2 separate regions of the Homo sapiens genome follow, and region 1 is linked to region 2. The links are chromatin loops, found by intact Hi-C in ENCODE. Cell type or tissue: sigmoid colon. All regions are shown on one strand. Each heading gives the region's core, and the rest is flanking DNA. Links, peaks and the distances in the headings are about the cores only.

Region 1 (11,685 bases), core at 3,686-11,685, 62 kb after region 2:
CCAGGATTTTAGTTGTGACTTGCTGGGTGGGGTGTTACTGTTGGTCCCTCACCCTAAACACACACACACACACACACACACACACGCAATGTGTTCCACACAAAGTTTTCCCTCCCCCCTTGGCTTGGCCACAAGGGGTTCATTTGGAGGAGGTGAGTCATATCCCCAACAAGGTGGATTAACTTCCTAACAAGCTCAGCTTCTGAAATCCAGCATGGTTGGATGGGGCAAATTGCCTGAAATTTTTTGTGCAAACCTCTCTTGGGAGCAGGAAGGTCCAAGAAGGAGCTGGGTGGGAAGTTACCCCATCTCAGGGCTCTTTTGGCAAACATCAGTCCTAAAGCGGAGAAAACATTGGCGACCCAAGCTCCCCTTTGCCTCCTCGTTCCCTTCCCAACATTCCCAGAGTGGAGGAGTCTTGGGCCCTCTGGAGGAGGCCAAGGAGCAGAAACTAAGCGACACCCCAAGTTTCTTCTTCCCTGGAAAAGAAAGATCCCAGCCTTTTTCCTTTCTAGCCTATCAAGCCTTTCTCCTTTTGGATCCCGGCTCCTGAGAATCAGCTTGCAGCCCTCACTCATTCTCCTTCTCCCCGGAAAATCCCCCAACTCCAGACGCAAGTTAAGCAAATATTTGTAGCTGCCAGTAAATTCCAGCGGTTTTTTATAGCACGGCTCCCTGCGCCCGGGGCCAAGTCGTGCTGCTAAATATTGCTGACCACTTTTTCTTTTATGGCTTTCATGTCACTTAGCTATTGAGAGTAAGATGGATTTGCGCGGAGCCCTCACCGCGCTGCGCTTCTCGCCCCACCAGGTCTGCGCGGGGCGGCCATTGGCGGCGGAGTGTCACGTGACCGCGGGGGCGTGCCAATGTGCGCCCTCACGGGTGTCAAACCCCTGTCAGAGTGTGCGATCAAGATCGTGAAACAACGCGATGCAAAAAGCGACCTACTACGACAGCTCGGCGATCTACGGTGGCTACCCCTACCAGGCAGCCAACGGGTTCGCTTATAATGCCAATCAGCAGCCGTACCCGGCGTCCGCCGCTTTGGGCGCCGACGGCGAGTACCACCGACCCGCCTGCTCCCTCCAGTCTCCCTCCAGCGCCGGGGGCCACCCCAAGGCACACGAACTGAGTGAGGCGTGCCTGCGCACCCTGAGCGCCCCACCTAGCCAGCCTCCAAGCCTGGGAGAGCCGCCCCTGCACCCGCCGCCGCCCCAGGCCGCGCCCCCTGCCCCACAGCCGCCTCAGCCCGCACCTCAGCCCCCTGCACCTACCCCTGCCGCGCCCCCGCCTCCCTCTTCTGCCTCCCCTCCTCAGAATGCCAGCAACAACCCTACCCCTGCCAACGCGGCCAAGAGCCCCCTGCTCAACTCACCCACAGTGGCCAAACAAATCTTCCCCTGGATGAAAGAGTCTCGACAAAACACAAAGCAGAAAACCAGCAGCTCCAGCTCAGGTAAAGGAGTGCCTTCTGGAAGAGGGTCCTCTGGCCTGGCTCCTGGTCCCCAAGCTACTGCCCACGACATCCAGCACAGCCTAGGAGCGATGGAGCATGTCTGGAATTCACTGCTCCCACACCACTGCCCACCAAAAAGGTTTTCATAGTCTTTGCAACTTAGGGAGGTGATAGGCCTCTGTAGGCTGGAAAACACCAGAGACCTGCTGGGAGTCCCTCTGGACTTCTCCAAGGGCAAGTAGGGTCTAGTGCAGTTGGAATCTCTTCTTGCTCCACTCTTGGAGTTAGGACCTCTGTGCAGAAACAACCTGAGCTCCACTGTCTATCTTTTTAGCACAGCTCTTCTAATGAAACAGTGACATCCTCCCCTTACTGAAATGTGGCAGAATAAAAACAGGCCTAATCACCCTCCAAGACAGAATCAATGCTTTGCCTATAATCAGAGCCAATTTTTGCTCCAGCAGATGGAGTGGCTGCCTTACCTCTGGGAAGACCCTACTCAGACTTAGTACAATGAAAGCAGCCAAAGATCTCCTGGGGGAGGGGGATGCAGACTTATCATCCTAATGGGAACCACATGGGCCTCCTGAAAGCGGGCTCCAGTAGAGGAAAGGCCCCAGGCTTTAGGCTTCCTAGCATTTTGGTTACCTTTGCCCCTGCCTTCTCCAGTTGCCAGTGCCCTGCTCTGAGCCTGAGCATCTGGGACTTCCAGAGCTAGGATCTGGGGGGCCAGGGAAGACAGAAGGGTACAAGATTAGTGGACAAAAGCTGGGGCTGGCTGCTTGATGACATAGGGAACCCTAAAGAATAGGACCTAGCATGAAGGGCCTAGGCCTCCCCACCAGAAATACCTTCAATGGGATCTCTTCTTTGGGCAGAGAAGGCCTTCCAGTTTGAGGTTTCCAGTCTGCCCATCTCCTCTGGGTAGAGAGAAAAAAGTGGCCAGTTGAAGCTACTGCCTAATTATTGTCAGACAGTGTGGGAGGGAAATGAGTGTGTACATTAGGTTTCCCACATTTCAGTTACTGTGAAGAGAATGGAGATGCTGAGACCGGCCCACAGGGAGGCTGTTGTCCGATAGGCCAAAGGGACCAGTAAATGAGTCAGAAAGTTAATAGCTCTAAACAGAAAATCCAGACCAGGAAGGCAAACCGGGGGTTCTACTTCTCTGTCCTTTCCCCCGAGAAGGCTGTGATTTGCTCCTTGGCTAAATGAGGGAGTATCACTGTTTTACCCACCAGGAGAGAGGATAGCACCTAGTTCCTACTTCTCTCTGGGACCTGACGGATGCAGGAACCTTTGGGGCCTGGTGGAAGGAGGGGCCGGGCTGGGTCAGGGGCTGGGCGGGGCCGCGGCAGCCCCTGACGCCGCTCTTCCTCTCTCTGTCCTCGCAGGCGAAAGCTGCGCTGGCGACAAGAGCCCGCCGGGGCAGGCTTCGTCCAAGCGCGCGCGCACGGCCTACACGAGCGCGCAGCTGGTGGAGCTGGAGAAAGAGTTCCACTTCAACCGCTACCTGTGCCGGCCGCGCCGGGTGGAGATGGCCAATCTGCTGAACCTCACTGAGCGCCAGATCAAGATCTGGTTCCAGAATCGCCGCATGAAGTACAAAAAGGATCAGAAGGGCAAGGGCATGCTAACGTCATCGGGGGGCCAGTCTCCAAGTCGCAGCCCCGTGCCCCCCGGAGCCGGTGGCTATCTGAACTCTATGCATTCGCTGGTCAACAGCGTCCCGTATGAGCCCCAGTCGCCCCCGCCCTTCTCCAAGCCCCCCCAGGGTACCTACGGGCTGCCCCCCGCCTCCTACCCTGCGTCCCTGCCCAGCTGCGCACCCCCGCCACCCCCACAGAAGCGCTACACGGCGGCAGGGGCGGGCGCAGGGGGCACCCCCGACTATGACCCGCACGCTCATGGCCTGCAGGGCAACGGCAGCTATGGGACCCCACACATACAGGGAAGCCCCGTCTTCGTGGGGGGCAGCTATGTGGAGCCCATGAGCAACTCCGGGCCAGCCCTCTTTGGTCTAACTCACCTCCCCCACGCTGCCTCGGGCGCCATGGACTATGGGGGTGCCGGGCCGCTGGGCAGCGGCCACCACCACGGGCCGGGGCCTGGGGAGCCGCACCCCACCTACACGGACCTTACCGGCCACCATCCTTCTCAGGGAAGAATTCAGGAAGCACCCAAGCTCACCCACCTGTGATAGTGGGCTTGGGGCTACGCGCCAGGAGAGTCTCCCCCCACCCACCTTTTTTCTTTGGTTGCTTTTTTTTTTTTTTTTTTTTAGGTTCTTCCTGCCCTTTCCTTCCTTCCTTTTCTCTCTTCTCCGCCCCGCACTCCGTTTCCCGGTTTCCCCCCTCGTTGGTAAGGCGTTTTTATAGTTTATGTGACGTAGCAATCTTGGTTGCTGGAATGGCTGTATCATAGCGATATTTATCTCTTCCTGCTCCTCGATAGGCCACTGGCCCTGCACCCTTTACCTTCTCCACTCTTTGATCAGAAACAGGGTATATGAACAAATTTTCTAGTCGAGTTTTCAATGTGAATTTGTTCTTACATTATGGCTCCCGAGGGGAAGCGATTACTTTTTTTAATTTTAAATTTTTTTTTTAATTGCACTTCTTGTAAAGAGTGAGAAAAAAAATCAAAGGCGCTTTGAAACAGGGGCTCTCTGTGCAAGGATGACTAAGTGTACGTCTTTCCGTGTGTGTATGCTGGTGAACAGTCAGATTTATTTATATTTTTTTGCAAGCATTGAATAATCTAAGTTTTAAATATTATTTATCCCCATCCGTTCGTATTTATATTAAAGAATTCTGTACCCTGATGGTTCAGAAGGGTTCTTGGGCCTTTTGTTCAATTGTGTATTGGCGTACTTAGAATTTTTTTTATTTGAAAGAGAAATATAATTCCTTTAAACGGTAACGATACAATAAAACCAGAGAAGATCCAGCTTTTGAAAACAGTGATTTAGGTTTGTAACATCCGGCAAAACTGAAAAAAAAAATCTGTAAACGCGAAAAATACTAGATTTGTTTTGAGAGTTCTTCATTCCTTGCTGCTCACATTCTGAGAAACAAAAAGAAATAAAGTTTTTATTCTGAATAATATCCGTGTTAAGAAGGGGTTCTTTGGCCGAAGACGTGGGTCTGCGTGGAATTCAGGCCGAGGCGAGCCGGCAGAGCAGGCCGGACGCAGCAGCCCTCTGGCTCCAGCATGGGGCCTGGCCAGGCTATTCGCCTGGAAGCTCGGCGAATTCTCAGGATGGCGGCTGGGGCTCCAGGCGGCTGCGGCAGCTCTGGTAACGCCGTGCGGCGGGCCAGCTGGGCTGCCCGGTTCCCAGCTGCTGCGGAGGCAGGCTGAGGGCGCAGGGGCTGCCGAGTGCTGTGCACGGAAGAAACAAAGACATCCCGGCCCAAGGCGCAGCGGGAGCGCACAGGTGCCCCGCGGCCCAGCCGGGGGATAACGCAGGGCGGTCTTCTGCTCCATGCTCTTCCTCGGGTCAAAGCGGACCAACTAACGCCTAAACCTCGGTATTAGCCAGCCGCGCAGAGGATGCCGAGCACTTTCCGGGAGCAATCGGACTCCTGGTCTCCTCCGGGGATGCTTCGCGGTCTGTTATCGCGTCAGGAGGAAAGAATTGCTCCAAAAATCTGCACGCGGAGCGAAACAGTTTGAAAGGGACTGAGGCTCACCCAGGTCTCCAGCAAACGGAGGACTGAACTGGGGAGAGTCACCCTGAGCCAGCCCTTCCCTGGACTGCCGGAATCCCAGCATTAGCTTCCTGCTGAATGTAGTATTTGGCATTCTCTGAATTTATTTCCTCTCCTTCCCCCACCCAGCTTTCTTTTTATGGCCCCAGGGGGAGGGGGAGAGAGCAAGGAGATCGGTATCTTTGTAATAAAACTGCAATTTTATAAATTTTTCATTTGATGTTGTAGGAGCTAAATATTACATTTCCACTCCTGGATTTAAGATAGGGCTGCTTACTGACTGGCTAGAAGAGGCAAAAGAAGGCACAGTAAAGGGAAATATTTTCATCTTCAGATTTAAGGATTCCTCGAGAAAGGAATCAAATTCAGAAAATGCAGACCTCAGACCTGCATCCCCATCATCACCCCCTTCAGAGCTAGAAGCGAGGAACTGCTTTCGTCTGGGGATCAGGAGCATCGGATGTGAGAAATAAATCCCTATTCTCCCTGGATTGTATCTTTCAGAGACAGAAGTGGAAAATGTCGCCATTTTGTTTGCAATCCAAAATATCCATCATCATGGCCTTTATCTTCCCCCTGTGAAGCTCCCTCAGATTATCCTTAGAAGCAGGCACTGGAGCCATTTCTGGGTACCTGCTGGGTCCCAACGAGCTGCTTTTAGAGAAACTCCTCATGGTTTAAGGAAAAGGCTCGGAGGATGCCAAGCCAGGCTGCTGTGGAGAGCTCAGTGTTTCTCTCACACCCAGAGGTGCTTTCCCCATATCTGTCCTAAGGCTGCTGATATATATATCCTTTTTAAAGGGTTTGGGCTATGGGAGAAATAGATTTCCTCTCCGCACCTCAACCTCTGCGCCAAAATATGGCGCACCTCAGAAATGCAGAGGCTGCAAAACCAGGCTTTGTGAAGACTAGAGCTTCCACCTCTTCGTCACGCTAAGCAGATACAGGAGTCTTCTTTTAAGTAATCAGCTTAGAGACACGTGTAAAATTACCTGGAAAAATAAGGAACAGCTAGGGGAGAGATTCACCTAAGGATGAAGATCCTTCAGGGATATCACTATTTGAACACGTTTCTGAAATCTACTCTTTAGCTGAGGGAGGGGTGGTTTGGAGGCTTCCTCCTTCCCCCAGGGCTAAGATTTTAAAATGAGATTCTAATGTGATTTCCCGCATCTTACCAGTCAAGACATTCATTTTGGCTTTCAAAGAAAAAAGTATTGACTTCACCCCCCAGTTTCCTAGATATTAAAAAGAAATCCTTATTAAAATATCTCATAAGTTAAAGTAATAGATTTGGGGAAGATTTCAGTGTTGAGTGGTCAAAGAAAAGGGTTTTCTTCCAGATGGTATTTGAATTAAGGCGGCTGAGGCAGCAGAAAGCTCTCACCCACGCAGCCCCTGACAAAGCCTCAGAGATATGGGGGCAGCGCTGCTCCCTCTCTGCACCCCCCGCCCACGTTCCCTTAAGCCTGTAATATTTTCTGGTAAAAGCAGATGCCAAAAGCTGCCATCCCAGGGTTCGCAAAGCACCCTTCCTAAAAGGAGCCCTATAACCCTTTTCACTGCCAAAATATATTTTTTAAAAGACTAGTTTTCCTTATTTACTTGCATTTCCTGCTCTCCTCTTTGCTCGGCCACATTTTATCTTGGAAGGAGCTGGAAGCTGAAATGTGTTCTTAAGGGCTAGAAGCTGTCAAGGCTTTTGGTGAGCAAGATTGATCGCGCCCAGACTTCCTTTGGAGCTTTGTTTGGAATAAAAGCAAGAAAACTAAAAAACCTCACATTTTCCAAAATAGCATCTCTATCTGCAAGGCAATGCTCTGGGCTGGTCAATGATATAGGCCACTTATGTCTAATTTCCACCCCAAACCCTCTTTGACGCTGGCCTCAGAGATGGGGTCCTGCCTTTGCTCCTTGGTTGGCCTTTCTTGTTTTCTACGTAGATTTTTCTCCCCCTCCAACCTCTCTCTCCCTGACCATCAGAATGATTTATTTTCCTGCCATTGATGCCTGCCGGCCTGGGGGAGTCTGATCAGTTAGTCTATTTCAAAGGAAGCAAAAGCGAATCACCATCCTCAGGGTTTGGGGGGGAAAGAGGTACCTCCAGATCTACCTCTCAGCCTCCTCACCTCTTTCTGGCTTGGTGGATTTTTTAAAAATTATTTTTTGGTACCTAAAGGTGTTATCTTTTGAACCCTCTAGCACTGTCCAAGATGCGCTCAGTCTCAAGTCTCCGAATTGGAAAAAAGATAATGAAGGAGAACGAAAACCTTTATAATTCCTCCTTGGGTCGCCTCCTCTCCCCCGCAGTGCTGTTTCCCACAACAGAACCCGGAAGCAAACATCCCCGGTGCCCAAGGATCAGGAAGGTGTGGGAGGCAGTTCAGGCTGCCAGGGAGCACTCGCTGTATCTAAACCAACCAGCCCCCAACCAGAGCGACAAGGACAAGAAGAAGGGTAGAAAAAAAAGAGAGAGGGAGGGAAAGAGAGGAGCAAGCATCTTCTCTTTCCCTGCTGGTAACTTCCAACAGACTTCCTGGAAATCGGAAATACTCACCGCACCCGAGCCCTACGGGTATGAAACCCAGAATGCCAGGAGCCGCACGCGCCTGCTCGGGGCGGCATTTCTTTGGCTGGCCGCCGCCCTGGCTACGGGGATTTGGACACATGGACCTGGGGTTGTTGTCTCGCTTGGCACATGCATCTTTCTCCAGCCACTCCTGAGAAGTTGATGGCGCAGGAAGGTCGGGAAGCTTCGAGAGCCGCCTCCCGTTTTCCGCTTCCCGCCGGAGCCAGATGCAAAGCTGCCGTGGAATAGCCTGCTAACAATGGGCCCGGGGCGCAGACTCTGGGCTGGACACTGGGAGGGGGGCGAGAGGCTGAGGGGAGAAGGGGAGGCGGACAGAAGAGAGAGGGAGGGAGAAAGGGGGAGAAGAGGAAAAAGAGGGAAAGGGACAGACAGGAAGGAAAACAGACCGAGAGAGATCAGTTTTGAGATCCAGGAACTGCTTTTAGGAAAAGTGAAGGAGGAAAAGGGAAAGAAAAGGAAGACCCCTTCCCAACCAAAATCTTTCCTTTCTTCTCTCTTTTCTGTCTTCTCTTTCTCCATCTCTCAAACTCTCTCTTCTTCCCTCTCTCTTTATTCTCCCTCTCTCATCTCCTCTCTTCCTCTGCTCCTTTCTCCTGCTTTAACAGAACTTATGTGGCTGGGACGCAGGGCCCTCGGGTGTCAAAACTTTGAAGATTAATGGATTACTTTGTTAATGACTGCAGGCGTCAGACTGAGGTGCTTAAATGATTTGTGAGGTGCGAGGCGTCTTCCCGACAGTCCCAAACAATGCGCGGAGTGTGCGGGGGAGGCAGAGGGCAGCCACCGGCGGGACCGACAGCAGGGCTTACACTCGCGCACATTCACACACACACACACACACTCCCAGGCACACACACTAGATAGATCCTTGCAGATCAGGAGGCACGCAGGCACCCTCGCCCCCACGTACTCCGGGACATCCCCACCCACACCAACATATATGTATTTTTGCTCTGAAAAAAGTGTAAATAAAGCCTCGCTGGCCCCCAATGAGGCGTTCCTTCCCGACTTTTTTGGATCAATCAAACAGACAGTGGCTTCTTTTGATTAAAGCCCAAATTGTCATTGGGCAGAAGCAATCATGTGACAGCCAATTCGGTCCAATTTCAACCTTGTCTCCATGAATTCAATAGTTTAATAGTAGCGCGGTCCCCATACGGCTGTAATCAGTGAATTAGAAAAAAAACACCCTAGCAGCGATATTCTATGATAGATTTTTTTTCCTCTGCGCTCGCCTTTTTCCTAGGCCTTGCCCCCCCAAAGCCCCTCCAAAAGAGGGAACTTTTTCTCTGAGGGGGCTCCAAGGAGAAGGCCATGAATTACGAATTTGAGCGAGAGATTGGTTTTATCAATAGCCAGCCGTCGCTCGCTGAGTGCCTGACATCTTTTCCCCCTGTCGCTGATACATTTCAAAGTTCATCAATCAAGACCTCGACGCTTTCACACTCGACACTGATTCCTCCTCCTTTTGAGCAGACCATTCCCAGCCTGAACCCCGGCAGTCACCCTCGCCACGGCGCTGGCGGCCGCCCCAAGCCGAGCCCCGCGGGCAGCCGCGGCAGCCCGGTGCCCGCCGGCGCCCTGCAGCCGCCCGAGTACCCCTGGATGAAGGAGAAGAAGGCGGCCAAGAAAACCGCACTTCTGCCGGCCGCCGCCGCCGCCGCCACCGCCGCAGCCACCGGCCCTGCTTGCCTCAGCCACAAAGGTCAGTCCAAAGACTTGGCCCCAGGTCTCTGGGACCCTCTTCCTTCTCCGGGCTGCCCCGAGAGTGGCTGTGGGGGGAGGGGAGAGTGGGCTGGGAGAGAAGGAGGAGAGGGAGAGATGCTTGGTTGCCTTGTCCCTGCCCCTGTGGGTTCAGGAGTGGGTTTGATGGAGAGGAAAGGGGATCCTGCGCTCTACAATGAGACATATATATTTTTAGGAAGTGGGGGGAAACTTTCCCGAACTTGTGTAATGTGGGATGATTTATTTGAGTTGGAACTGACCTCCTCCTGTCTAGTTGTCCTAGAGTTTGGCTTTTTGACAGTAATGAAGAGTGATAGATCGCTCTTGCTCAGCTAAGCAGCTGACGCATTAATTATAAATTGTGTTGTGGCTAATATAAAGTTTGCTCCCGGATGAAGAGGTTGGGGGGAGCCACAGGCATGAATTCGATAGAGATGGAGGAGACGGGGTCTGCCCAGGCTGGGCTCCCAGGAAAGGCAGCACAATAGCTCTACTGCATCCAGGGGCGGCCATTTTGTTGCAGTTGATCTTTTCTGCTATATTTATTCTCCAGTGGAATAACCCCGCTCGGACCCCTCCACCTCCAACTGTGCGTGTGTCTCTTGTTGGTTTCCCTTTCCGCAGAATCCCTGGAAATCGCCGATGGCAGCGGCGGGGGATCGCGGCGCCTGAGAACTGCTTACACCAACACACAGCTTCTAGAGCTGGAAAAAGAATTTCATTTCAACAAGTACCTTTGCAGACCCCGAAGGGTGGAGATTGCAGCGCTGCTGGATTTGACTGAGAGACAAGTGAAAGTGTGGTTTCAGAACCGGAGGATGAAGCACAAGAGGCAGACCCAGTGCAAGGAAAACCAAAACAGCGAAGGGAAATGTAAAAGCCTTGAGGACTCCGAGAAAGTAGAGGAGGACGAGGAAGAGAAGACGCTCTTTGAGCAAGCCCTTAGCGTCTCTGGGGCCCTTCTGGAGAGGGAAGGCTACACTTTTCAGCAAAATGCCCTCTCTCAGCAGCAGGCTCCCAATGGACACAATGGCGACTCCCAAAGTTTCCCAGTCTCGCCTTTAACCAGCAATGAGAAAAATCTGAAACATTTTCAGCACCAGTCACCCACTGTTCCCAACTGCTTGTCAACAATGGGCCAGAACTGTGGAGCTGGCCTAAACAATGACAGTCCTGAGGCCCTTGAGGTCCCCTCTTTGCAGGACTTTAGCGTTTTCTCCACAGATTCCTGCCTGCAGCTTTCAGATGCAGTTTCACCCAGTTTGCCAGGTTCCCTCGACAGTCCCGTAGATATTTCAGCTGACAGCTTAGACTTTTTTACAGACACACTCACCACAATCGACTTGCAGCATCTGAATTACTAAAAACATTAAAGCAAAACAAAGCATCACCAAACAAAAACTCCTTTGACCAGGTGGTTTTGCCTTCTTTTATTTGGGAGTTTATTTTTTATTTTCTTCTTGACCTACCCCTTCCCTCCTTTAAGTGTTGAGGATTTTCTGTTTAGTGATTCCCTGACCCAGTTTCAAACAGAGCCATCTTTTACAGATTATTTTGGAGTTTTAGTTGTTTTAAACCTAACTCAACAACCCTTTATGTGATTCCTGAGAGCAGTATGAGGCCTGCAAGAAAGTGATCATATAATTGTATCTTCACTTTCTTTTTATTTTTGTATTACATTGGGATGCATTGTCATGCATATTTTTTGTAGAATAAATTCTCCTTTGCTATAAGTAGCTTATTTTTCTCCCCCTCTTTTTTCAAGGCTCATAACGGGTTCTTTTTCTTCTTTTAGTCTAACTTCGTAAATAAAATTCGTCACAATTTATCCTCTTTTTTCAATTTTAATACATTTATTAAGGCGGCATGTTCAAAGTCTTCAATGGACAGCAACAAAACAGAAAGCCAAAAAATGACTAGGGCTTCTAATAAGTGTTTTTTCTTTCTTTTTTGCTTCTTCTTCTCCTCTTTCTTTTTAAAGGATTTGATTTTCAGTGCACAGGTTCAAGCCATAGATTTAAATTGGTAATAGAGGCAGAATTGGACAGTCTAAGATTTGGGCCAAGCCCAAGCTCTTGAAAGTGGAGAAATAAAGTGCCTACAGAAACCCCCAACTCCAGGAATGAGTAACACGGAGTTTCTTTAATAAGCTACCAGTCTCCAGGTCAATAACTAAGTTATCAACAATTCATTTGTTTATACAC
Region 2 (9,218 bases), core at 1,219-9,218:
AAGCACACCACAATTCTCCCTATCTTGTGAAGTTGTTTTTTTAAATCGCCTTGAACAAAAAGTTTTTTTTTTGTTTGTTTTTGCTTTCTGAAATTCACAGAAGCCTAGGAGGACTGGGGTAAGCGGAATAAACTAGAGAAGGGAGACATTGTTTGGATTTCCTTTATACTGTGAAGTTACATGCATAAAAGGGTCAAACCTGTAGATGCAGAAAAAGAAAAAAACTATAAATACAAATCTGTATAAATGTCTATTATTATGAAGAATTGCCAATCTTGTTTTAAGCAAATGCATTCTATCGTTATTATAAATGTTAGTTCTAGCTCTATTTACTTCTAATCTTAAATCAGAATAAATTAATATTGTATTGCTGCTGTGCGTGGAAAAAGACGATGTTTATGTTCTTATAGAATAAAAGCTGTGGAATGAAGCTTTTTAATTTTACCTCTTTTTTGACTTCTTATCTTCACCTTCCACTTTATCCCGTTCACCACTTTTACAACAGGAGGACTAACCCGAGCCCCTGCAATTACTTTAGGCATCTATTTAAATATTACCTAGACGGTCGTAATTTGTCTGGGCCCTATAGCCCTGGTGCCGTAAGGTTTGTCGGCTTTTGTTCAGTTTTATGGCTTGCTAGTATATCTGGATTGTGGCTGTCTTGGACCAGTGATTTCAGTTGAGAGGGGAGCTACATAGACAGAGGAAGCCAAACAGGATTTCTTTCGGGAGCCCCAGGGAGGCTTGCAGAGGCCGGTTATTTTGCGGGTGTCTGGGTCACAGATGACCCTCAATCTGAATCGGGGAGCAGGCCTGGCCCACAGCGCATCTCTAGCCGCTGGAGGCAGCGGTTAGGTGGACCCGGGCTGGACTGCATGGGGGCCTCCCCCTCCCCCAGTACGGCCTCCCCCACCTGGCGGCACTCCTTAGGGCCACGCGTTTCCTGCTTGCCAGAGTGGGGGGGGCGGGGGCTAAGGGGAGGGGGCGCAGGAGCGCGCGCCCCGGCGGGCGGGCAGCTAGGAGGGAGAGGGGGAGAGCGAGAGGCGGGAGGCCGGGGCCAGACAGGGAGCCGGGATCTGTACCGTCCCTGGCGCTTTCGAGCCTTCCACGGCTACCGCCTCTTGGCGCCGGCTCGCTGGGCTGCAAGATTTGGGAAAGCGGCGCGCACACTGCTTCTCGGAGCTGCTCTCGTCTCGCCTGCTCCCCGCCTTTATTCCTCTCTCCCTGCCTTTCCTCCCTCTCTTTTCCTCCCTCTCCCTCCCAGGAATACCTTACTGGGGCCTGTGGCTTCCCCTTCCTTGACGCATTTGCGGCCGCCTGGGGCACTCTGTTGCACTGGCGGGCGCAGGTTGCCTAGGGGCTGGGCTGGGCCGGGCCAGGCGCGATGGCAGGGTTCTCTCCTTGGCGGCGGCGGCAGCGGCGGAGGCGGCGGCGGCGGCGGGCGAGGCAGCCCTTCGCGGGCAGCACCAGAACTGGTCGGTGATTTAGGTAGTTTCCTGTTGTTGGGATCCACCTTTCTCTCGACAGCACGACACTGCCTTCATTACTTCAGTTGAAATCGTCTCCAGGTACCTCTGCGCGCGGGGGTCGGGCCGGGCGGGGCATCACGGCCCTGGTCGTGCCAGGCCTGCGGTGGCAACCTCGGCTTTCCCTGCTCAGGAGCCTCGTGTCTTTCTCCGCAGCGCTTTGCCAGCCGGCCGGCTTTCCCCTTCCACCACACACCTCCACCTGGTCACAGCAGGTAGGGTTAGGTTGGCTGCTCCTTCGCGGACGCCGGGGGCGTGGTAGGAATTCTGGGCTTTGGGCCATTCAAGGTCAGGGGCGCCCGCTTCCATCCTGAGCCTCCCACTGGAGGCCTGCGCCTGCCCAGGGACCTCCTGCCATTCTCTTGTAAGGCTGGAACACACACACACACACACACACACACACACACACACACACCAGTCCCGGGTGTGAGCTCAGGAAAGAACCTCCTTCCAGTGGAGACTCAGGCTGGACTAGGAAGGATAGGGCAGGCTGGGATCCTGGCCTTGTCACTTACCCTTCTCTCTGTAAGCTCGGCCGCTGCTAGGAGTCGCCTCTCTTTTCTTCCTTCTTTTCCCTGTCTTCCCTTCCTCTTTTATCTCTTCTTTCTTTTTTTCTTCTTTCCTTTGCTCCTTCCTGCTTTCTTTTCTTCCGTTGGTCTTTTTTTCATCTTCCGTCTCTGCCAGATTCTATCTCACCTCCTTATCTCCTTCCCAAAGCATCCTTGGGGAGGGGCCCAGAGCTGGCTTCAGGAGAGCCTAGGGGGTCTCACTTTCCTCTGCGGCTCAAGTAGAGGTTGGGAAGTCTGCCGAGGAAGGGCCCGCGTGGGGCGGCTGCCGAGGGCGGTGGGTTTGGGCCTGGTGTGTTACTCTGCAGACAAGGCCTCGGTTATGATCACGACCGGATGGCGGCAGCCTTGCGTTTCTTCGCCTGTCGCTAACGGCTGACTAGGAGATCTGATTAGGGGACATTCGCTGCAGCTTTGTGTGCCCATATCGAGGGCAGGGAGGCCTTCGCCAGCCTCACTGGGGACTGGAGCTGAGGCCCAACCAGCCTCGCTGGAGCCTGGCCATTCGCTGGGAAGCTCTTAGCTGGCTCTTCCCGGCCTGCCGGTCACAGCTTGGGGTTTGACCGCATTGAGGGAGACTGGCTAGGGCAAAGCTTGACTGCTTGCTTACTAGTGGCTTCCATTAGGTACAAAATATGTTCCATACAGCACCTTTGTGCAGCTGGGTGCTGGAGAAGGGGACCCTTCCAAGAGCCAGTATGTTTTAAATGGGCAAAAAGAATCCCAAATTCCAGAGCCATTGATATAAACTTGAGTCATCGTTCCAAATTGTAGTCTACAGATGGGAGCCAGTCTGACCATTTTCCCTACAGAAAACAGAAAACAAACTATCTCTCCCTACTCCCAACACACACAGTTACAGATTCGTGCCCACAAAGCTGTTTCCTTTCCCTGCCTGGACTGGAGGCCCAGGAACTCTTTCGTTGCACAGCCACCGACCTGCTGTCTGAAAGGACCACACACCCCATTCCCTTCAACTCCTCCCTGCCATTTTCTGGACCAGGGCATTGGATTTATTTCAGAGATCACAGTTTCAGAAATCTCAGTCGAGAAGGGGCCGCTTTAAATTATACTCATTTATTATTTCTTTATGCATACGCAATCTCTTTCACTTCGAAAATAAAAGCAGACAAAAAAGTCAGACTATTCTGGCTCCAAACCTTTGGGCTGAAGGAAGACAATATTTGGTTTTCTGATTTTTCTCCGCTTTCTAGGCACCAGTAACATCTGCTTAACACTCAACGCCTGCTAATTGTTCAGTAACTCTCTTATTTTGGGGCTAAGGCTGTTTAAAGGAACAGCTTTTTTACTTAAAAAATACTGAAATAATCAGTGTCTTCTCAGGCATAAAACGTGGAAAAGGCATCCAGACATGCCCAGCCCATTTGCAGACACTTAAAATTGGGAGCCAGGGTTTCCTCCAGGGTTAATTTTTTAAATGAAAATCTCAGAGGCCTGGCGGACTGCGGGGTATTTAGGACACGGTGGACTGTGGTGGGGGTGGGCATGACCTAGAGGAATTTATGGGGCAAGGAAAATATTAGGGGGAGGGAGATGAGGCGGACAGGACGGGGCCATTTCGGAGTTCATTGTGTCGGCCACTTCCCTCTTCCAGGCGCGGGTGCAGGAAGGGGCACCCAGTCGGTATCCGCGCGGCTTGGCAGCCTCGCTGGTATTTGGGAGTCCCAGCCGGAAGTGTGTCAGGGTGTTTGAGGGGGGGATTACTGGAACTGCTGGTGAGGATGAAGGCAAAAGAGAGAGAGAGAGATGGAAGCGCCCGAGGCCGCCAGCCTCGCCGCCAGGGAAGTGGGCTAATGAAAAACACACTGTTGCAGGCACAGTATCCACACGTGAATTTGATTACCCCTGTTCTAGGAGTCGCTGCTTTCTGTTAGGAATTGGGGGCAGGGGGAGTTTCCTTCCAATTAACGGAGTGGCGGCGACCTTTTAATTTACCCCCAACGGGTGAGAAATAAACTTCCCCAACGTGGCCAGGCCCAGGAATGGGACTGGAGTCGATGCCCTTTTACCCCTCCCCGTTCTAATTTCCAGCCCTGGCCTTGAGCTGTGGCTGCCTCTCTTTGGGCCTTGTACCTCTCCGCCGAGTCTCCGGGCCCCGTAGGTAACCAAGGCGAGGCCCGGAGTAGCAGCTGGAAAGGGAGGAAGGAGCCCTGAAAGGCTCACGCGGCCCCGGGACAGGCCACATCGGTGCGGGCCTCCCAGGTTCCGGAGCTGCGGGGTCTCTTAGGCGAGGCTGCCTTTTCCCAAACCGAACTTGCCTTCCATTCATGCCACTTGTAGTTTTTTCCCCAGCTGGGATTCACGGAGCGCAACCAGGCTTGCAGCGCTCATGGTTAGAGCCTCTGAGGCTGGAGCACAGGGCTGGGTCGCCAGCCGCCTGCGCCTGGGAATCCTGATTGCCAGCTGATGAGAAAGGCGGGCTGGGCGCGCGTGTGCGTGGGGTCGAGGGCCGGGGACCGAGCGCGCCGCACAACCAACCAGGCCCTCAAAACCTTCGCCCTGGTGGCGGCTGGCCGCTCCCTCCTGGCCAGCTCCTCCGTGGGGTCCTCGTAGCAAAGGCGAATTTAAGGGTTGCCCGGGCGCCCCTCGCTCCAGGCGGGTAGCTGTGGGGACCTACACCCGCGGTACTCCCTGAGCGGCCGGTCCCTGCCTGGAGTGCCCTGGTAGGGCCGGCGGCGGCTCCGTTTGGGACGGATCCTGCGTTGAATTTGACTTTTCGAGGGCGGCCGCGGGTAAACTCGCCTCTCCCGGGGACCGCAGGGATTATTTACAGGGAGCTCGCCAACCAAACACAACAGTCTAACCTTTCCAAGTCCTCGTAAATTTTTACAGCTGGGAGCCACGGCGAGGCAAACGAATCTGTTGGTCGTTTCCGACTTCCCGCCAGCCTGTGTGGCTTCTGAAACAATAACTCCTTATGAAATATCATAAATATAGATTTAAATACAGTAGAGCGACAATGCGATTTGGCTGCTTTTTTATGGCTTCAATTATTGTCTAATTTTATGTGAGGGGCTCCGCTGGCCGCACTCGCACGCGGGACCCGCGCCTTCTTGATGGCGTGATTAATTGTGATATAAAATAGTCCGCTTAAGAAGTGTGTGTATGGGGGGGGAGACGGGAGAGTACAGAGACAAGGCTAGATTTGATCTTTTAATCGTCGTTGGCCACAATTAAAACAAACCCCATCGTAGAGCGGCACGATCCCTTTACATAAAAACATATGGCTTTTGCTATAAAAATTATGACTGCAAAACATCGGACCATTAATAGCGTGCGGAGTGATTTACGCGTTATTGTTCTGCTGGACGGGCACGTGACGCGCACGGCCAATGGGGGCGCGGGCGCCGGCAACTTATTAGGTGACTGTACTTCCCCCCCGGTGCCACCAAGTTGTTACATGAAATCTGCAGTTTCATAATTTCCGTGGGTCGGGCCGGGCGGGCCAGGCGCTGGGCACGGTGATGGCCACCACTGGGGCCCTGGGCAACTACTACGTGGACTCGTTCCTGCTGGGCGCCGACGCCGCGGATGAGCTGAGCGTTGGCCGCTATGCGCCGGGGACCCTGGGCCAGCCTCCCCGGCAGGCGGCGACGCTGGCCGAGCACCCCGACTTCAGCCCGTGCAGCTTCCAGTCCAAGGCGACGGTGTTTGGCGCCTCGTGGAACCCAGTGCACGCGGCGGGCGCCAACGCTGTACCCGCTGCGGTGTACCACCACCATCACCACCACCCCTACGTGCACCCCCAGGCGCCCGTGGCGGCGGCGGCGCCGGACGGCAGGTACATGCGCTCCTGGCTGGAGCCCACGCCCGGTGCGCTCTCCTTCGCGGGCTTGCCCTCCAGCCGGCCTTATGGCATTAAACCTGAACCGCTGTCGGCCAGAAGGGGTGACTGTCCCACGCTTGACACTCACACTTTGTCCCTGACTGACTATGCTTGTGGTTCTCCTCCAGTTGATAGAGAAAAACAACCCAGCGAAGGCGCCTTCTCTGAAAACAATGCTGAGAATGAGAGCGGCGGAGACAAGCCCCCCATCGATCCCAGTAAGTGTCTCCTCCCTTCAAATCCGCCGCCGCCTCCACGCCGGCCTCCCGGATCTGCTGGCCCGCCAGGTTTCTCTCGAGCCTGCCTTCGTCCTCGCTGGAAGCCTCTCGAGTTGGGGCCAGGAGCCAGAAGTTGGTGTTTGGGACGCCTCAGATAGGGCCCCAAGTCTGGAGAGCAGTGAAGAGCGGCCCGCAGGGCTACGGGAGAGGAGGCGGCTGCTGCAGCGAGAGGGGGCGGGGCGGGCACTTCGGGACGAGCCAAGACTGGCCGCCCCTCTCCTTGGCTGCCCAGGCCCAGGACCGAGATACTTTGGGCCGTTCTTCGAAAGCAGTGCAGCCCAGAGAGCCTTTTGTACAACTAGATTGTCCGTGAGCGGCGGCAGCCAGGGCAGCCGGAGCTGGGACGCTGGGGGAGACGGCCGATTCCTTCCACTTCTTGCCTTCGGCCAGTGGCGGCGTAAATCCTGCCAAGATGAGGCTGCGGGCGACCCGGGCCACAAGGGTCCCCATGACAGATTATTCAAATAAGCCACAGACGTGATCAGCGGCCTTAGGGCGCCCTGACGGCTTGCCCAGCTCCGAAGGCCTTCCAGGAAGGTTAAATAAGGAGTGGGGGGCGTAGAGGGACAGGTTGGGAAAGAAAGACGAAGTCAGTGAACGGGACAGAGGAATCCTAATCTTGCTACAGAACACAAGGCAGCATGCTTTCCCTCTGCGTGGCAAGGAGACCTGTTTCCAAATTTCATTCTATACAGCGTTTTGAGAGTGGGAGGAAGGAGAAGGGGGACAAGAGGACAGAGTAGGAGAAAGGAAGGTCTCGGAGGGGAGGGCGAGCCAAAGTTTTACTGCGTGCAATTTTAAGTGACTGTCTGTGCGTCTGTCTGCCAGGGTTCCATTGTGTCCGAGGCCTGACTGCCTTTCCTAACCAGTTCAGCAGAGTTCTGCACTTCGGCCAGAGACCCCATGCAGGAGGCTCATTTGCCCCAGCGGGATGTGCGTCTTCTGCTCCTAAACCCAGTGTTTCTCTTCCCCGCAGATAACCCAGCAGCCAACTGGCTTCATGCGCGCTCCACTCGGAAAAAGCGGTGCCCCTATACAAAACACCAGACCCTGGAACTGGAGAAAGAGTTTCTGTTCAACATGTACCTCACCAGGGACCGCAGGTACGAGGTGGCTCGACTGCTCAACCTCACCGAGAGGCAGGTCAAGATCTGGTTCCAGAACCGCAGGATGAAAATGAAGAAAATCAACAAAGACCGAGCAAAAGACGAGTGATGCCATTTGGGCTTATTTAGAAAAAAGGGTAAGCTAGAGAGAAAAAGAAAGAACTGTCCGTCCCCCTTCCGCCTTCTCCCTTCTCTCACCCCCACCCTAGCCTCCACCATCCCCGCACAAAGCGGCTCTAAACCTCAGGCCACATCTTTTCCAAGGCAAACCCTGTTCAGGCTGGCTCGTAGGCCTGCCGCTTTGATGGAGGAGGTATTGTAAGCTTTCCATTTTCTATAAGAAAAAGGAAAAGTTGAGGGGGGGGCATTAGTGCTGATAGCTGTGTGTGTTAGCTTGTATATATATTTTTAAAAATCTACCTGTTCCTGACTTAAAACAAAAGGAAAGAAACTACCTTTTTATAATGCACAACTGTTGATGGTAGGCTGTATAGTTTTTAGTCTGTGTAGTTAATTTAATTTGCAGTTTGTGCGGCAGATTGCTCTGCCAAGATACTTGAACACTGTGTTTTATTGTGGTAATTATGTTTTGTGATTCAAACTTCTGTGTACTGGGTGATGCACCCATTGTGATTGTGGAAGATAGAATTCAATTTGAACTCAGGTTGTTTATGAGGGGAAAAAAACAGTTGCATAGAGTATAGCTCTGTAGTGGAATATGTCTTCTGTATAACTAGGCTGTTAACCTATGATTGTAAAGTAGCTGTAAGAATTTCCCAGTGAAATAAAAAAAAATTTTAAGTGTTCTCGGGGATGCATAGATTCATCATTTTCTCCACCTTAAAAATGCGGGCATTTAAGTCTGTCCATTATCTATATAGTCCTGTCTTGTCTATTGTATATATAATCTATATGATTAAAGAAAATATGCATAATCAGACAAGCTTGAATATTGTTTTTGCACCAGACGAACAGTGAGGAAATTCGGAGCTATACATATGTGCAGAAGGTTACTACCTAGGGTTTATGCTTAATTTTAATTGGAGGAAATGAATGCTGATTGTAACGGAGTTAATTTTATTGATAATAAATTATACACTATGAAACCGCCATTGGGCTACTGTAGATTTGTATCCTTGATGAATCTGGGGTTTCCATCAGACTGAACTTACACTGTATATTTTGCAATAGTTACCTCAAGGCCTACTGACCAAATTGTTGTGTTGAGATGATATTTAACTTTTTGCCAAATAAAATATATTGATTCTTTTCTATTTTTTGCGGGTCTGCTCTTTGCACCTTCTTCTCTGGGTCAGGGGAGCCTATGTAGAGTCTCTGGGTAGGGGCGGGTTGGGGTGGTGAGAAAGAGCCCCAATTTTGCCTCTGGCTGGCTTTCAGGAGCGGGACCTGCCACAACCAGTCCGCCGAGCTAAGCTCTCCCAAACAGGCCAGCTGCCTGGCGGCGAGAAAAAGCTGGGAAACCCGGCGGAGGAGCCAGGCTCCCGGCCTTGTGTCTATGTGCGGGACGGCGGAGAAGCCCCTGAGGAGCTGGTCTGGTCTGGCCAGTAGCAGTGGAAAGACCACTCTCACCTTGGTGCCCCCGAGAAAATTCCCAAACCTGGGCCTTCGTTAGCTTGGTGAGGAAAAGGGGGAGAGGGTGACAGGATAGAGAGCTGGGAGCCGCCTTCTAAGCAGGCTCTGAAGAGGGAAATAGGAGCCCCACCGGCCCAACGTGGCCATGCAGGCAAACATTTTGGGGGCTTGCAAAGGAACAAAGCCCTGCATCCTCGCACCGCCCGCCACCCCCGCGGAGTCCTGCCAGCCTGGCCCAAGAGAATCTGGGTCCTGCACTGCAAGCACCTCTCGAGCACAAGGCCTAACAGAGGCAGGGCTGA

What was found. A loop is a pair of places that touch in the nucleus more often than their neighbours do. Peaks named below come from ENCODE experiments on the same cell type or tissue, not always from the same donor. Only the 100,000 strongest peaks of a DNase experiment are listed, where the experiment ranks them.
Region 1: a loop joins it to region 2, with 4 times the contacts of the local background. A loop is called at or near these places in 14 of 110 quality-filtered maps.

Annotation. Positions count from the first base shown.
Region 1 is chr7:27,099,886-27,111,570 of GRCh38, reverse strand. It overlaps HOXA2 (homeobox A2), which reads left to right and starts at 8,888. Exons shown (of 2, transcript NM_006735.4): 1 at 8,888-9,461; 2 at 10,106-11,217. The coding sequence starts at 9,071. The coding sequence ends at 10,845. HOXA3 (homeobox A3) reads left to right here. Exons shown (of 6, transcript NM_153631.3): 5 at 811-1,456; 6 at 2,851-4,561. The coding sequence starts at 931. The coding sequence ends at 3,656. HOTAIRM1 (HOXA transcript antisense RNA, myeloid-specific 1) reads right to left here. Exons shown (of 2, transcript NR_038367.1): 2 at 11,313-11,685. RefSeq lists enhancers at 7-301, 8,214-9,053. In sigmoid colon, for the core only: no CTCF peak of the experiment used is centred there; DNase peaks (open chromatin) are centred at 4,939, 8,570, 9,480, 10,070 and 5 weaker places; H3K4me3 peaks cover 6,043 bases; H3K27ac peaks cover 6,251 bases.
Region 2 is chr7:27,161,817-27,171,034 of GRCh38, reverse strand. HOXA10-HOXA9 (HOXA10-HOXA9 readthrough) reads left to right here. Exons shown (of 3, transcript NM_001433944.1): 2 at 6,068-6,157; 3 at 7,194-8,597. The coding sequence ends at 7,432. HOXA9 (homeobox A9) reads left to right here and starts at 5,498. Exons shown (of 2, transcript NM_152739.4): 1 at 5,498-6,157; 2 at 7,194-8,597. The coding sequence starts at 5,578. The coding sequence ends at 7,432. HOXA10-AS (HOXA10 antisense RNA) reads right to left here and starts at 2,136. Exons shown (of 3, transcript NR_046609.1): 1 at 2,042-2,136; 2 at 1,271-1,728. It overlaps MIR196B (microRNA 196b), which reads left to right and starts at 1,472; the gene lies at 1,472-1,555. It also overlaps HOXA10. RefSeq lists enhancers at 1,270-1,860, 1,861-2,451, 3,641-4,359, 5,208-6,084, 6,085-6,962 and 1 more. In sigmoid colon, for the core only: no CTCF peak of the experiment used is centred there; DNase peaks (open chromatin) are centred at 1,944, 2,434, 5,474, 6,334 and 6 weaker places; H3K4me3 peaks cover 8,000 bases; H3K27ac peaks cover 7,159 bases.